Linked DNA regions of Homo sapiens: region 1 is linked to region 2. Evidence: read pairs that join two places in POLR2A ChIA-PET (ENCODE). Cell type or tissue: IMR-90. All regions are shown on one strand.

Region 1 (2,500 bases), 120 kb before region 2:
GTGAAAGGAGCCAAGAACAGCCAGATAAAACAGTGGATATAAGTGATTTGGCCACCAAACTCCTGGACAGTTGGAAAGACCTAAAGGTAAGGAAGCATCTTTTGTTCATTTCAACTTGAATTACTCAGGTTTAGAGTTCTACAAACCTAAGCAAAATTAACTACTTTTTTTAGCCATGCATATTTCTGAAAAATGGAATACTGTCTCTCTTACTGTTTTATTTATAAGTGTCTCAAACATCCTCTAAACCGTGGCAAGAGTCATATTAGCCAAACTAATATACAAATGTCTTCTTTTCTGTCACTTAGAAAAGTACATCACAATAGTGAGTTCAGTCATTTAAGTGCTCTTCACATTAAAAACAAAAATCCTTTGAGGAGCAAACTTAGGATTCTATTTGTAATGAGAAAAAATTAGTGTTTAAATTTATTGGAAATCAGTTGTATTAATGGAAAATTAAAAATAATTGGAAAACTAAGATAATTTAGCAGCTTACTAAAAATGATTGAATGTAAATTTTTATTTTAGAAAAACAACTTTATGGAACTAGTTCGTATTCACTTCTATTATTGTTTCTGAAATGGGCCTGCTTTTAAATGCCTATTTCTTTGGACAAAAGAGGAAAAATAGATCTGGAACTCTTATGCCTATTACATACATAATCTCTTGTTGAAGAATGTAGCAAGATGTGCAGGGTTTGCTTTGCAGAAAACCCAGACTGAGTCTTGGATAAACACAAGAATGAATAACAGGATAAACCTAGGAGAGGTGTGGTACATTTCATTTGTAAGTGATCTGGACTTGGGATCCACGTCTTGAGGACCCTGTGGGAACAGGTTACTTAACTAGCTTCTATTTTTCTGTTCCTCCTTTCTTCTGCCGGAGATGAAGCAACCAAATAAACCAGCAATCCTGACTCTTTGCAGCAAGATGAACACCTGAATCCTCCCTGCCCCTAATTATGATGACAAAGCTCACTCCATTAGATCCTGTGATTTGACCCAATGAAACTGGCCTTAAACACTGAGCAAAATGAGTAGTTGGTGGTTGTGTACTATGCTTCCTCATTTGCTGTGTTGAGACCCTTCTTTAAGTATGTTGTGGTTTCAGCTTTTGTTTACCCATTTGAGCTCTTACTCATGTTACTTTCATCACTTACAATTCAGTATAAAGTCAGCCTTATTATGTCTTAGGAAATCAGGCCTTTTTCTAAATATGAAAGGAAGAGTTCGTAGTAAATTTACTTATGAAGTCAGTATGTGAACTGCAGGAATCAGAATTGCAGTTAATTGAAAGAAGTGCTGGGATAGTCACTTGATGGATTTTTATTTAAGGCCTGCTTTGTGACAGCACAGGAGTCCCTAAAAGGAGTCCCTCTTGTGTTTGGAGGCTGCTAGTGGAGCCTGTAAAGAAGCTCAGTTAAGAAGGTGGAGATGAAGACAAGTACACAAATGGACACAGAAAAGGCCTTTATAGCTGTACTTTTATGGAAGGAAGAATAAGTAGGGTTGTAGACCAGTAGTTTACTTTTGCCGGAGAAGTCTCTGGTTGATGTTATTTTTTAAAACTGCTAAGAAGTAATCATTGTAAAGCTATCTTAAAATCTGGAAAAAGTAAATATTCTTGTTTCTTCGTATGATAGTGGGTTTCTGTAATTGTGATGGTATGAATTACTCTCTAGGATATACTTAACCCAATTAGATGTAACCATGGTAATTTAAACTCACACTCTGGACACACATTTGAGTCCTACAAAATTATTTCTTCCCCTTCTTCTTATCTTCCCCACTCCTATCTGAAACATCAAAGCAATTTTATATGTAGCTTGATGATCCTCTTGATTTGAGGTTTAAAACTTTATTTGTACTTAAAATATATCCTTCTTATCCTTCATACTTTGGATTTTTCCTGATTCTTAGTGTCAAGGGAGCCGTTAAGTAAAATTCTCCTCTCTTCTTCAAACTTTAGTTTGCTCTGGAATCATTACCCATCTAGAATTGTATTACTGAGAAATGTTTTTACTTGACTGTGAACTGTGATGTTTTGTTATACATTGGTGCTGGGGTTCTTAATTCATCCATCATTCTAATTAACATTTACTATGGCTCTGTTTTCAAAACTCTGATTATGGTGGTTCTTAAAAAAACCAGACAAACATAGATAGCATTTAACCAGAAGTCTGAAATCAGGAATCCATAATTTGAACATGTTTTAGAGAAACACATTGACATGATGTGATTACTGTATATCCATACGATCCCGGCATTGAAAGAGTTAACTACTTCTGTCTGACTTCCACCTATGTGTTCGAGTAGACATTGGCTGAAAAGAAAATGTCTTATTCAACCAACCTTTATTAGGCACCTATTGTCAAACACTGTGTTAGTTGCTGATCTTTAATTCCAAGATCGTACTAAAAAGCATTGGTCTAAGATTGTGGTTATGTGGTTATGGCCATTTCAAGTCTCCCCAGCCAACCGGGGGCCACCATAACATTGGT
Region 2 (2,500 bases):
CCTGCACCCTGGCTTTACTCATCCTAGCCCTAATTTTTTGAAGATGGAGTGTTAGTGCAAAGTGTTAGATTAAGAAGAAAATGGATTTGCAGTCACAGCCGAGGTGGAGTGTGAGTGCCCGTTCTTCCTAAGGACTCAGCTTTTCTGCCCAAGCTCTCAGACTCCAAGGTTGTGGAGGCAGTGAGAGGGAGAATCTTCTGGGTGGGAGATTTGGGGTTCCCAACACATACCTATGGTGAGCCAGCATTTCCTTCTGAGGCCCTCAATATGTTCACGTATGAAATGATGGTGTTGGATTTATCTGAGTTTCTCAGACCTACCTGTTCGTTGGGTTGTCTTGAGAGACAATTTGCAGTCCTTTTTTCTGGCCCTACCTCAGACCTATTGTGGTCTTGGTATATAGCCTATAAATTCATGCATTCTTAAAGTTCCCCAGGTGATTCTGATGAATTTTTCTGGACATCTCTGATCAGTCCCTGGCATTCTCTCATTGGAAGAAGGATACTTTTTTTTCCCTTGGAACCTTAGCTGCCCATGCTCACTGCAGGAACTCTGCAGCTAGCCACTAATAAGTATTTATTGAGTACCAGCTGTATGACAGGCCCTGGGGATACAGCTATGAACAAGACTTCCTCCTTGCCTCAAGGGGCTTCTATGGAAGGAGTGGGAATACTTAGAAACAAGGAACATGGTGTCCCTGTTTATGTGTCCCAGGAACTTGGGAATGTGGTGTGTGTGTTGGGGAGAGGCTGTGCAGCTGCCCAGGCTGGGAAGACCACCACCTGGGAGTTCTGAGACGGGGATGGAGGAGTGAGATGCCAAGATCTAGGGAAGAGCATTCCAAGCTGAGCAAGACTAGCTTGGCATGTTTGAGGAGTAGGAGTAGAGTGAACAGTGGGAGGTATGGAAGGGGGATGAGGGTGGAGAGGGCCTGGGAGGCTGGGCTAGTTAGAAGGGGGCCTTGCAGACCACCAAGGCTGGACCTCAGGCTAAGGGGGTTGGGGAACCACTGGAGGTCTGAGCAAAGCTGACATGCCCTTGGATGACTGTGTGTGGAGGTAGGAGGCAGCTGCAGGAGCCCAGGTGTGAGGCAGTGCGCACAGACAGGGTTCCTGAGATGGCAAAGTACAGGGGAGAGGGGCTTTGAAGGGGAAGGCAAGAGTCTGGCTTTGGCCACATTAAGCCAGAGATGACTGTTAGACAGGTAAGCGAAGAGAGACATAAGCAGGCATCTGGACTAGAAACAGATACAGGATATCAAGCCCTGGGGCTAGACGAGGCCCTCTGGTGACAGAGCTTAGACCACAGAGACAGAGGACTGGGAGATCATTCTGTGCCCTGAGGCTCGCTCTGCAGGTATTTAGCAGGAGTTAGAAGAATCCAAGGAAACTTGGTGGGGTGGGGCGGCATGAGGACAGTGGGGCTGAGAGAAGCCAGGCGAAGACTGGGGATGGGTTTTGGCAAGACAAGGTGATAGGTGAGCTTGGTCCAGCTGTTTCAGGGAAGTGTGTGGTGCCAGTGGAATCCAGGCCAGCTGGGTTGAGGTGCAGCATGCTGGCCAAAGCCTTCCTGTAAATTAAGCCTCCTTTCCACTGCTTGAAGTCCTCACTGGACCCCAGCCGGGACATCCATCCCTCCTCTCAGGAGGGTAGCGCCAGTCTGAGGCAGTGCCCTTATAGCCTTGCTGTCTGAACTCACCTGGTGTTTGGATGCTGGCAGCCTTCTTGCTAGTGCTCAGGTCTTCATATTGCCACTCTAGCAACTCTAGCCCTTTTCTTTCGTTCTTTCTTTCTTTCTTTCTTTTTTTTTTTGAGACAGAGTCTCACTCTGTCGCCCAGGCTGGGGTGCAGTGGCGCAGTCTCAGCTCACTGCAGCCTCTGCCCCGCCCCGTGCTCAAGCCGTTCTCCTGCCTCAGCCACCTGAGTAGCTGGGATTATAGGTGTGTGTCACCGCGCCCGGCTAATTTTTGTATTTTTAGTAGAGATGGGGTTTCGCCATGTTGTCCAGGCTGGTCTCAAACTCCTGGTCTCAAGTCGTCTCCCTGCTTTGGCCTCCCAAAGTGTTGGGATTATAGGCGTGAGCCACCGTGCCCAGCCCGCTTTCTTTCTTTCTTTCTTTTTTCAACCTGGGAGCACAGATTCAAGTTGCCGTAAATGTACACTCCCCCCTCCCCTGTCCTTTCTGTCCCTGCACGTAGGTCCTGAGGGCTGCACTGCAGCTCCTACAATATGACCACTGCTTCTGGGTCAGGCTGGCCGTTTCTCTCATGATTCCCTGCTCTCTGGACAGGTTGCTTTGCCCACCTGGCTCCGCCACCCTGCTCACCTTGGGATGTGTAGATAGGTAAGTCTCTTCACATCCTTTTTAGCTGGAAGATGGCCACAGTACCTCCTCCCTCCCAGGATAAGGGTTAAGTGAGATGGTGTGTGCAGAAGGGAGCTGAGAGGTGGGAAGTGTGATGTGTGCATTTATTCTTTCTCCTATACTCTTATTTTACCTC

What was found. ChIA-PET counts read pairs that join two places held together with the same protein. Peaks named below come from ENCODE experiments on the same cell type or tissue, not always from the same donor. Only the 100,000 strongest peaks of a DNase experiment are listed, where the experiment ranks them.
Region 1: POLR2A ChIA-PET joins it to region 2 with 17 read pairs; 6 of 35 experiments call an interaction of 5 or more read pairs at or near these places.

The regions. Positions count from the first base shown.
Region 1 is chr3:47,081,306-47,083,805 of GRCh38, reverse strand. It overlaps SETD2 (SET domain containing 2, histone lysine methyltransferase), which reads left to right. Exons shown (of 21, transcript NM_014159.7): 12 at 1-86. Among named protein-coding and RNA genes, the nearest start is that of SETD2, 82 kb to the left of the region's middle. RefSeq lists an enhancer at 1-54. In IMR-90, no CTCF peak of the experiment used is centred here; a DNase peak (open chromatin) is centred at 1,105.
Region 2 is chr3:46,965,827-46,968,326 of GRCh38, reverse strand. The region is part of intron 1 of CCDC12 (coiled-coil domain containing 12); the gene reads left to right. Among named protein-coding and RNA genes, the nearest start is that of CCDC12, 9.7 kb to the left of the region's middle. RefSeq lists enhancers at 369-1,298, 1,299-2,229 and a silencer at 1,596-1,767. In IMR-90, no CTCF peak of the experiment used is centred here; no DNase peak of the experiment used is centred here.